Regions from separate parts of the Mus musculus genome. Here region 2 is linked to region 1. The links are chromatin contacts, found by Hi-C or POLR2A ChIA-PET in ENCODE. All regions are on one chromosome and are shown on one strand. The core of a region is the stretch at or near the end of the contact, and the rest is flanking DNA. Distances in the headings are between cores, read along the strand shown. Region 1 overlaps Jmy (junction-mediating and regulatory protein). Region 2 holds the start of Jmy (junction-mediating and regulatory protein).

Evidence for each region. A loop is a pair of places that touch in the nucleus more often than their neighbours do. ChIA-PET counts read pairs that join two places held with the same protein, here RNA polymerase II (POLR2A).
Region 2: a loop to region 1 is called in a map of gastrocnemius, with 2.4 times the contacts of the local background. The contact joins the promoter of Jmy here to the enhancer-like site in region 1. A Hi-C loop is called at or near these places in 4 of 37 maps with a recorded cell type or tissue (adrenal gland, gastrocnemius, heart and 1 more). POLR2A ChIA-PET finds 5 or more read pairs at or near these places in 2 of 5 experiments (Patski and embryonic stem cell).

The regions. Positions count from the first base shown.
Region 1 is chr13:93,457,236-93,462,288 of GRCm38, forward strand. Jmy (junction-mediating and regulatory protein) reads right to left here. Exons shown (of 11, transcript NM_021310.3): 4 at 2,385-2,554. It also overlaps the pseudogene Gm30155. Among named protein-coding and RNA genes, the nearest start is that of Gm6109, 11 kb to the left of the region's middle. Within about 2 kb of position 2,877, at least 1 of the 3 ENCODE cell types and tissues checked has a DNase peak (open chromatin) inside an H3K27ac peak, as active enhancers do; it is gastrocnemius, where a contact is called at or near this core.
Region 2 is chr13:93,496,522-93,501,899 of GRCm38, forward strand. It overlaps Jmy (junction-mediating and regulatory protein), which reads right to left and starts at 3,287. Exons shown (of 11, transcript NM_021310.3): 1 at 1,781-3,287. The coding sequence starts at 2,785.

The sequences.
Region 1 (5,053 bases), core at 1,627-4,126:
CGCATAACACCAGTTTCAGGTAATCAGATGTCTCCCCTCCATGGGCACCTAGCATCTATATGGTATACATGCATACATACAGGCAAAATATTCATTCACATATATATATAATAAAATTTTAGCCTGTACTATTAAACGCAGACATTAGAGCTTGACAAATCCACTTTCAACCTGGTAGGAGGTGGGCCATGGTGAGCTGGACTTTCTCACACACTCACGGGAGTCTGGACTTGTGTAGCTGAGGATGAACTCAAGCCCTGACTTTTCAGTCTCCACATTGAAGGTATGAGAAGCATGCTCCACTACACATAGCTCCATGTTCAGTATGTTAAAGTCAAAATGACTAACCAAGAGAGGGGGAGAAAAGCAGGCCTATACTGGGTAACGGACCTGAATCCAGAACAAAATTCTTTAAAAGAAAAAAGTTATTAGAAAAAAAATCAGCTAGATATTTGGACAGACACTTCTTAAAAGTAAATATACAACATTGTTTTCGAAATTCTAAAAGTCATACATTGTCAGTGGAACTGAATGCCTAAAACTCAGGGTTTTATTGCTTTATTATGCAGTTCTCTGCACACACTGGCTGGCGATAGCTAGATTATTATATTATGTGACTAAGTGGCTTTATTCTATTGACTTTTCATTATTGTTTTAGTGCTGGATATCATGTGCATTCTATGCAAAAGTTCCACAATGGAATTACACTCCCTAATAAAAAAGGCAAGTGTCTTTAGCCCACTGAACCATCTCAATCCCAGACGCAGCCTTTTAAAAAGGCTGTATTTTGAAAAAACATGAATAAGATATGGTCAAAGATCATAGTGAAATTTGACAAATATATGTGAAAATGATCTGTGGGCTTGATCAGATCACATGTCTGTGTACACTAGTCTCAAGCTTGGGCACAGCATGGAGATGCAGAGAAGGTATAAGGAAACCACAAGAAACATGTCTTTCTTCTGGGCTTAAGCATGGATGTGCACTCCTTTAAGCCCAGTACTCAGGAGGCAGAGGCAGGAAGATGATGAGTTCAAGGCCAGCGGCTTGATAGAGCAAGCTCCAAGGTAGTCAGAGTAGCACAGAGAAATCATATCTCAAAAAACAAAAAGAAAAAAAAACAAAAACAGAGAGAAACTTTTATTTCAATAAGCATTGAAAATTCATTGGCCTTTTTTGTACCTTGGTGTATGCTACTCCCTGTTAAATAAAAAGCTACCATGTGTCCAGATCTTTACAGGTGGCAATCTTTAAGTGGGTGCAATCACAAACATTATCTCATAGAAATGGTTTAAAAATGGGGTACAAAGCCTGGTAGTTTAAAGGAGAATAGGCCCCTGATAATGAATGGCCCCACAGGCTCAAGTTTGAGTGTCTGGCCCCAGTTGGTAGGGATGGGAGGCTTTGGTGGAGGACTTATATCACTGGGAATGGGTTGTGAAGTTTCAAGACAGTCACTATCGCCAGTTGGCTCTCTGCCTTGTGCTCCTTTTCAAACTGAAATGCAACTGCTCCAGTGTCATGCTTGGCTACAACTATGCTCCCTGTTATAATGGTCACAGACCCTACGCCTTGAGAACCATGCCTTGGTCATGATGTCGTAGCACAGCTATAAAAAGTAACTAAGACAAGAAGAGAGCCATGTGTCCTAATTATCAACTGTCAACCTGACACAGCCCAGAACAACTCGTAAAGAATCTCAGTTGAGTAACTGTCATTTTATCATGTTGGTCTGTGAATATCCATCAAGGGCTGTAATGACTGGTAACAGATGCTGGAGGCCTTAGCACACTGTGGGCAGAACTATTCCCTGAGCAGGTGGTCCTGGGTAGTTTAAGCAAACTAGCTGAACAGGAGCTGAAGCCAGTTAAGAGAAGAAGCCAGCAAACAAGTTTCTGCTTCAAACCCCTGCCTGGATGTTCCTCAGTGATGAACTGTGACCTGGAAGTAAACCAAAGAGGCCCTTTCCTCCTCTTAGCTATTGGTCTATATTTTATCACAGCATCAGAAAGAAACTAAAACATGCTAAGTATGGTGTCATAGGCGATAGACACAGAAACTGGATGCCTGAGTTGGCCAACCCAGCTTAATTGACAAATCCTAGGGCAATGAAAGCTCTTTCCTCAAAGTGGTCATCAACTGAGGAATGATACACAAGGCTTCATGCATACACAAACACATGCATCTACATCTGAACACACGTGTATACTAACACACAAACATGCACACAGGTACACACACACGCACAAAGCACATAATATTCACTGACAATATTATCAAAATGGTGTTATAAAAATATTAAATGTTTCTCAAAATCAAGAATCTTATTTATGCAAATCGTAATGTTTTACGTTTTCAACATTCTTAATGATAGCTTTTGTTACCTCTTCTTTTAGTGCATGTTTCTTCTGTTCCAGACAAATTTCTTTAGCTCTCATCATCTGCAAAGTCTCTTTAGAAACTGCATACTGGAGTTTTTCCATTCGCTCAGCAGCTGCTGCCCACGATGCTTTGCCAAATTTCTTCTGATCTGCTCGCATCCGATCATACACAGCTGTTAATAGTAATTTAGTAGAAATATTAAGGCACAAAACTACTAGACACTGAAGAACTATAAAGTTTTCGATTTCACTGGCTTTCACAATCAATTACACTCAATGTCTCTATCTCATAGTGCTTTCTCTGTTATCATGTAGTGGTGTATGCCTTTAATCCCAGCACTGAGAGGCAAGTAAATCTTCAAGTTTGAGGCCAGTTTGGTCTACATTGTGAATTCTTGAACAGCCAGAGCTACATAGTAAGACACTGTCTCAAACAAAGCAAAGAAACAAGCTTCACCACGCCCTGGGGAGATGGCTGAGGAGGGAAGCATGTCTGCTGCTCCTGCAAAGGACCTGGCAGCATCCACACAAGCACCTGTTAAAACCACTTCCAGAGAATTAGATGCACTTCTTCTGGCTTCTGCAGGATTCTGTAAAAATGTGGTGCACATAAACTCACAGACTCACATACATACATACATACACACACACATAAATTAAAAATATGTATAAATTGTAAAATAAAAGAAAATTGAGGCTGGATATGATAGGCTACATATTGAGTTAGTTACAGGACAGCCAAGGTTACATAGAGAGACCCTGTCTTAAAAAACAACAAAAAAGAAATAATCAACAAAAATAACATTTAGGAATGGGAGGGGGCGTGAACATATTGAACACACATGCGCAAAAAGAGATATATGTATATGTTAGCTGAAATCTATCTAATCCCTATATATTCAAAATATTCACTGACTCCCCCAAATGATAAACTTAATGTCTTTAATGCACAGTCTAATATACATTCTGTTATCTTGAATAGTGGTATATGCCTTTAATCCCAGCACTCAGGAGGTAGAGTAGTTTCAGAAACAACATTTAGGAAACTTTGTGATGACCAGATGCCGGAGGAGCTAATGCCATGTGCCAGTGCAGATGGAACCAGCAAGCCCTCAGAGGCAGCACAGCCCTCTTCTTTCCCAGAAGAAAGAGCTTCTTAGCTTGTGATAATAGGACTGACTGGATGAATCAAATGCTCATGTTGATAGACAGCTAATATGTTCCAATTTTAAAACGCAGAAATGGAGAGATGGCTCAGCAATTATGAGCTCCCAAACTCTTCCAGGGGACCCGAGGTCAATTAGCAGCATACATATTGGACAGCTCAGAGAGAAAAATGCCAGCTCCAGAAGCAATACCTTGGGCCTCCATGCGCATCTGCAGTCACATCCATACAACCACACAGACATATGCATACAAATGACTAAAGTAAACTCTTTTTTTGAAAAAGCATATCACAGATAGGAGCACTGGCAGTGGTGCCTCCTGAAATCCAGATACGTATGCCAATCCCACTTTAACAAATGACAGAAGCTGGAGATTAGACTAGCAACATGGGATAATCTCACTGTATTTTCAAAGGTGATTAATTCTGTAGTATTTGTCTTTTACAATATAGAATTTAGTATAAGCTTTGCTTTAAATTTTTCAGAAATCGTTTATTTTAGTTCTATTTATATGTGCAGGTATTTTGCCTAAATTTGTGTCTGTGCATGCCATGTGTGCTTGGTGCCCATGGACACCAGAAAAGAGCATCAGGTTCCCTGTAACTGGAGTTAACAGACAGTTGTGAGCCCCTAGGTGGGTGCTGGGAATTGATCTGTGTTCTTTGGAAGAGCAGTCAGTGCTCATAACTGCTGTGCCATCTCTCTAATCCCCGAACTTCTTTCTTTAAAAAATAAATAACTTCATTAATAAGTCACATACATCTTAAAGTAACTGTAAGTCAATTCCTTATGCTTACCTTCCCCATTCCTACACTGATGCTCAAATACAGCCATCTATTAAACCACTTCTGGTGCTTACTTTACAAATATTGGTATTTCTTGACTTACAGTCTTCAAAAATCACATGTTCCTGTTCTGACAAATAAGGAATTTGCTTCCTTAGAAGTTCTGCTCTTGGGATAGGGGCTGTGGCGGTATGTGGGATTACAGCTGCGGTAGCTGTGGGACTGGCTAAGAAATACGAAAGCTCCTCTGGGCTCAAATAGAATTTTACAAGAACATAATGGATGGAGAGGAGAAAACCTATGGTAGCTATGAAGGCCCTGATGCTATGTATGTAAAATTAATACCTTCTGATGGCCCTGAATTTATTGTAAAAAGAGAACATGCATTAATATCAGGAACAATAAAGGCCATGTTGAGTGGTCCCGGTCGGTTTAACGAGAATGAAACCAACGAGGTCAATTTTACAGAGATCCCCTCACATGTGCTATCAAAACTGTGCATGTACTTTACCTACAAGGTTCACTATACTAACAGCTCCACTGAAATTCCTGAATTCCCAATTGCACCTGAAATAGCAATGGAACTGCTGATGGCTACAAACTTCCTAAATTATTAAATAAAATAAATTAATTTTATTAATTATTAAAATTAATATTAATAAAATTAATTGTTAAAAATTAACTTAATTTTTTTCAGTATTTAATACCTGTAGTTCAGTCA
Region 2 (5,378 bases), core at 2,037-4,536, 40 kb after region 1:
GGTGGCTCCCACCTCTAATACTAGCACTAAAGAGGCTGAGCAGTAGAATCTGGAGTTTGGGGCCAACTTATGCTACCTATTAGTTTCCAAGCCACTCTGGCTACAGAATGAGACCTTAATTTAATTTTTAAATTTCATTTTAAAAAACACCTCAAAGAGAATAAAACATCTAGTTAATACATTTTTAACTAAGAAAATGTGTTTTAGAAAAAAACTAACCCTCAAAACTGAGTCCTAGAAAATTAACTTTTTGGAAGCTCATTTTTAATAAAAGATAACCACCTTTTATTATGTATCAAATAAGGTTAAAGCACACATTTTAAAATTAGAGATAAAGAGTTTCTAGTTTGGAAAACACTAGCTATCATTTCCAGTCTGAGAAAGGAGCACACACACCATTGGTTAATAAAACACTACTTCAAAAAGCTTAAGAGAAATGCAGGGTAATATGAACACTAGAAAGAATGTCTTATTTGTCACCTCTTTCCAAAAAGATTATCAAAGTCTCCAGGAAGTGAGCTAGTAAAGGGAGAAATGAAAACAGGTTCCTGAACTCTAGGAAGCTCCACATGATGCCTACCATCCAGTAACCCAGAGAAGTGTAGTCCTTCAAGACAGCTTGTGACTAGGTGCTTCTGGCTGTCCTGGAACTCCCTATTCACACCAGGCTGGCCTTGAACACACAAAGATCCACATGCCCGAGTGCTGGGATTAAAGATGTGAGCTAGAGTGAAGAGTCTTGATAGAGGAAGTTGTAAATGTATGCATAGTGTATGGTGTAAGTGAGAAATAATAGTCTAGCAAAGTCAAACACCAAATATTCTAGTAAGAAACTAAGAACATTCCAGGTTCCTGGCCTAATATCAGTTAAATATACATACAAATGACAGCAATTCAGGAATAAAAACTCCATGAAACAGAGCTTCTCTCCATCCCAAGTTCAAGCACAAAATACTGTGACATTAAAACAAATTGCTTTGAAAAATTGTATATTGCCCATTAGAAGTCACCTTATTAAATTACACTTTTTAGTACATTTCTACAGAAGAGGCATGACTATAAACACACACTGAAGAGCTCACTACGTATAGCCTTTATTTCCTGTTATTTAAAGACTCAAGAAGTATGTTAAAGTGTTCACACTACATATAAAAGCTCAAAGCATTCCTGCCCTTGACCTACCTTCTCCCTAAAACAGGAGTGAAACTTGAGCCATCTGTAAAGACTTCATAGTCTAAAATCTTACTTATGTCAATTCTCATTTGGTCAAGTCAACACACTTTTTAAAAAATAAATTTAGGGCTGGGTGTAGTTCAGTGGTACACTTTGAGCACCGCAAAACGCTGAAAAGTAAAATTTCATACTTACCTATGTTGCCAGAGCACACAAGGCAAACAAAAGCAGATCAACTTTGATCGGTAAGACAACAATTTTCAGTACATAAACATGACACCCTGAAAGAAGAGCTAATGTCTGGGCAAGCTACTTTAGGGGGAGAGTAACATTCATTTAGTTTAAGATTACAGAATACCTGTTTTTCTAAATGCTTTTATCTCTACCTGTATTTTTAGTAAACTGGGTACTTTTTGGAGGGGTAAAAAAACTCAAAACTTCCCAAAGATCCATCGCTGAGATAAGTAAAGAAAGCCGATCAGGAGCCCTCCTGTTCTTCCTTTTCCCGCGGCTAGAAAAGAAGACACTTCGCAGACCCCAAACCCAGGCTCCAACACTTGGCAGTGAGACGTGAAAACTAGGACCGCTGCTCGGACTCCGCACTCACCTCCTGGATGCGCCTCCTGGCCCGCTGAAGCACCTCTTCATAGCCCTTCTGCCGCAGCTCGCTGAGGCTTTCGTAATACTCCTCCGGATCATCCGTCTCGGTGAAAAGAACCTGAGAAAGGATCTTCCAGCCACACGTGTCCAGGCCGTGGCCCAGGTATACCTGGAGTTGGTAACATAGAGCGTCGATCTCCTGCTCGGTCATCTCGGGGGCGCCCCCAAACAGCACCGTCCACATGCCTGACGGCTCTTCGGGGAACACCGGCAGACACGGCTCCAGCTGGGAGTTTACCGAGCACAGCTGCTGATGCACGGCTCGCAGATCCTGGAAGGAGAAAAGCCCGGCCCAGCTGCATTCTTCGGCCGGAGACTCCAGCTCCGCGGCAGACGGCGGCTGCTCCGAGTCCGGGAGCGGCTGTGGCGCCTCGTCCTCCCTCACCATTTCCAGGACCTCGATCTCCTCGGAGACCGCCCCGGAGGCACTCACCACCCGCACCGACGACACCGGGGGCACCGGGGGCGCCGGCGGGGCTGGCGTGGCACTGGCGGTCGCATCTCGGGATTCGGCGCTTCTGCGGAGCGGGCTGGCCTTAGCCCGCGCGGGGCTACGGAGAGGACTCTCCGGTCCTCTGCCCGCGGGACCCCGAGGAGGATCCCCCTTCAGGCTGCGCGCGCTGCGCGGAGAGCCGCCCTCGGCCCAGGCCTGGCTTTTCCGTGGCCCGGGACTCCGGAGCGCTGCTGTAGCAGAGGCAGCGGCCTCTGACCGACCCCTGGCCGCGGGGCTGCCCGGACCGCGACTCCCATCAGACGCGGGCGTCCCCGCCTGTTCCCGGGAACCGCTCCTCTGTCTCTGGGCCGTCCGGTTGTGACAGGTTATAGCAAACTTGCCTTCGATCTCGTTCCAGGCCACAATGAACACAAACTTGTGCTTCTCGCGCTCGTCGAATACGTGGGGCCGCACCGCCACCCAGTCGGACTCGAGTGTCTCCTCCAGCGCGAACGACATGGTAGCTCCGGTGCCCGGCGAGGGGGGTCGCCCGCCCGGCCGAGTCTCCGCGGTGGCCGCGCCCCCAGCTCACCCTTGCGGGGCGCCTGCAGCCATCTTAGCGCGCCGGCCGCTCACCCACCGGCTCCTTTGTGGTGCGGCTCTCAGAAGAGACAATACGCGGCCCGGAGCAGGTAGTTCACATGGTCACGTGCGGCCGGATCTGTTTACAAGCCGCTCGCTGCCGCAGCGCAGGGCCCTGGGCCGCCGGACCGGCCTGCGCGGAGCCGCGGGGCTGCGTGCTGAGGCGCGCGTCCGCCGCTCGCCCGCCGGGGCCTACCTCCCCGCCGCCCCTCTGCCCCCGGCCAACAGCGCCCAGCCAGCCAGAACCAGAACCAGAAAGCAGACTCCTAAAGCGCTAGTCTCAGCGTCGCCACAATGTTGCCATTCGGCTGTGACGTCTGCGGCTCCACGAGGGACGTAAACACGGGCACGTGCGGCACGCTGCTGACGCGGCGGCGGCAGCAGCGGCAACGGGAGCGGCGGCGCGCGTCCCGCCCGCCCGGCGGCGCCCCGCCCCCCTCCGCGTCCCTCCAGCCGCGCCTGCGCGCCGCCGCGTTCCTGGCCCCAGCCCTGCCCCCTTTTTCCCGGCCCGGAGTCTGTGGCTGCGGGATGACGCTTTTCTGCAAGATGAGAGACTGGTGTGCCCGGCCGCACAGGTTGCTTTGAACCCCCGGCAAGAGGAGCAAAGGCAGAGGGACTCTGAGACTTTGTTCAAGGACCTTGATGTAGCCCTCCTTCACCCTAAGTGAATCTGGATCGCCAACTGTGTTCAGACGCGTCCTAAACAGTCCGGGAACTCTGCCTTGCTTTACAAGGCTAAGCCAAAGGGTTCCATTCTCCCCTGACATCCTTCAGACACAATTTAAGTTAGACATGTATGCAAAACAACTCAGGAGAATACGAAAACAGTAGGAAAATTCAGTCACGTCCTAAAGAGCGTGAACATTTGTCTCAATTTATCCTTCTTTTATTGCTTCGGCTTTCCTCGTTGTGTACTGTTCTGAGAATCTCTTTGGGCAGTCACTGCACTAAAGTTTTGACATTGTATTCAGTTATCAGAGTTCCCAGAAAGCACAAACAAAAAGTTTTTATCAGCCTGGCAAGGCAGTGCATAACTATAATCCCAACACTTGGTGAGTAGAGGCAACCAGATATGGTAATTCAAGGCCAGCAGGGGCTACAAAAGACCTTGTTTCAAAAACCAGCCAGAAAAATCCAATTATTCATACTAAATTGTGTTGAAACATTCCTAATATTGTCTAGTAGGTTTATAATCCACTTTATATTATTGGCGTCATCTTTCCTGTCAGTGTCTAAGGCATCAAGCAGGCACTAATGTATAATAGGAATTAGTTCTTTTACTTTAAGCCACATTTCTAAAACGTGTGAAAATCATCTGAGTCACCCTCACGTTGTCAGCTACACACAGTTTTGTATTGGCCTGACATCTAAATTGATAGTCAAAAGTTTTAGACCTATCTCTTGGCTGAACTTTTTTTTTTGTTTTGGTTTTGGTTTTTTGGAGACAGGGTTTCTCTGTGTAGCCCTGGCTGTCCTGGAACTCACTTTGTAGACCAGGCTGGCCTCGGACTAAGATATCTGCCTGTCTCTGCCTCCCAAGTGCTGGGATTAAAGGCGTGTGCCACCACCGCCTTGCTGAACATTTTAAACTTTAAACATCTGCTTTGAAACCCATGCCTACTCTTGGACCAAACACACACACACACACACACACAGCAAGATTCAGAAAAAGATAAAAATGACTTCAACCTTTTGGAATTCTTATAATGAGCTGCATATTTTCAAAGCTTGTACATATGTGTCAGCTCTTCCGTGCAAATCAAAAGCACCTTTGAAAACGCTGGGAGAGACCCAAGTATGGTGGCCCACTCCTTTATTCCACAACTCAGTAGGGAGAGACAGTCAGATCTCTGGGAGTTCATAGCCAGCTGGTCTACAGGGAGAGGGAGAGGGAAGAGGGAGGGAAGGGGAAGAGGAGGAAGAGGGGAAGGGAGAGGAGGGAAGGAGAGGGAGAGGAGGGGGAGGGGAGGAGAGGAGAGGGGTCTGGGGTGTTACTCAGTGCTTGGGGTACTTACAAAGCACTCATGAAATCCTGAGTTCAATTTCCAGCAACACAAAAATAAATAAAATGCTAAAGGAAAGAAACCCACTGCAAATTGGAGTCTTCAGCAAGTAACGTTACAGAAAAATTGTCCTTTTGATAAAAAGATAACTGCTTAGTTTTTTTGTTTTTTTGTTTTTTTGTTTTTTTTTTGTGATAGAGTTTGAAATCACCAGCTCTCTTTATTCAATACATTTATAAATCTGCAGAATGCAGGCTAAATATGCCTAAAAGAAATCAATGCCAGGCTTGGTAGCTATACCTCAATTCTACCATCTGGGAGTCTGGGGTAGGATTGCCTCCTGTAGTCAGCCTGAGCCACAAGGTTAGTCTACCTCACACAAAACAGAGCAACATTTGATGTACATGGATTAACTGTCATACCTATCTACTGCTATAAAATTGTGACTTATCACAAACCACGGAGGG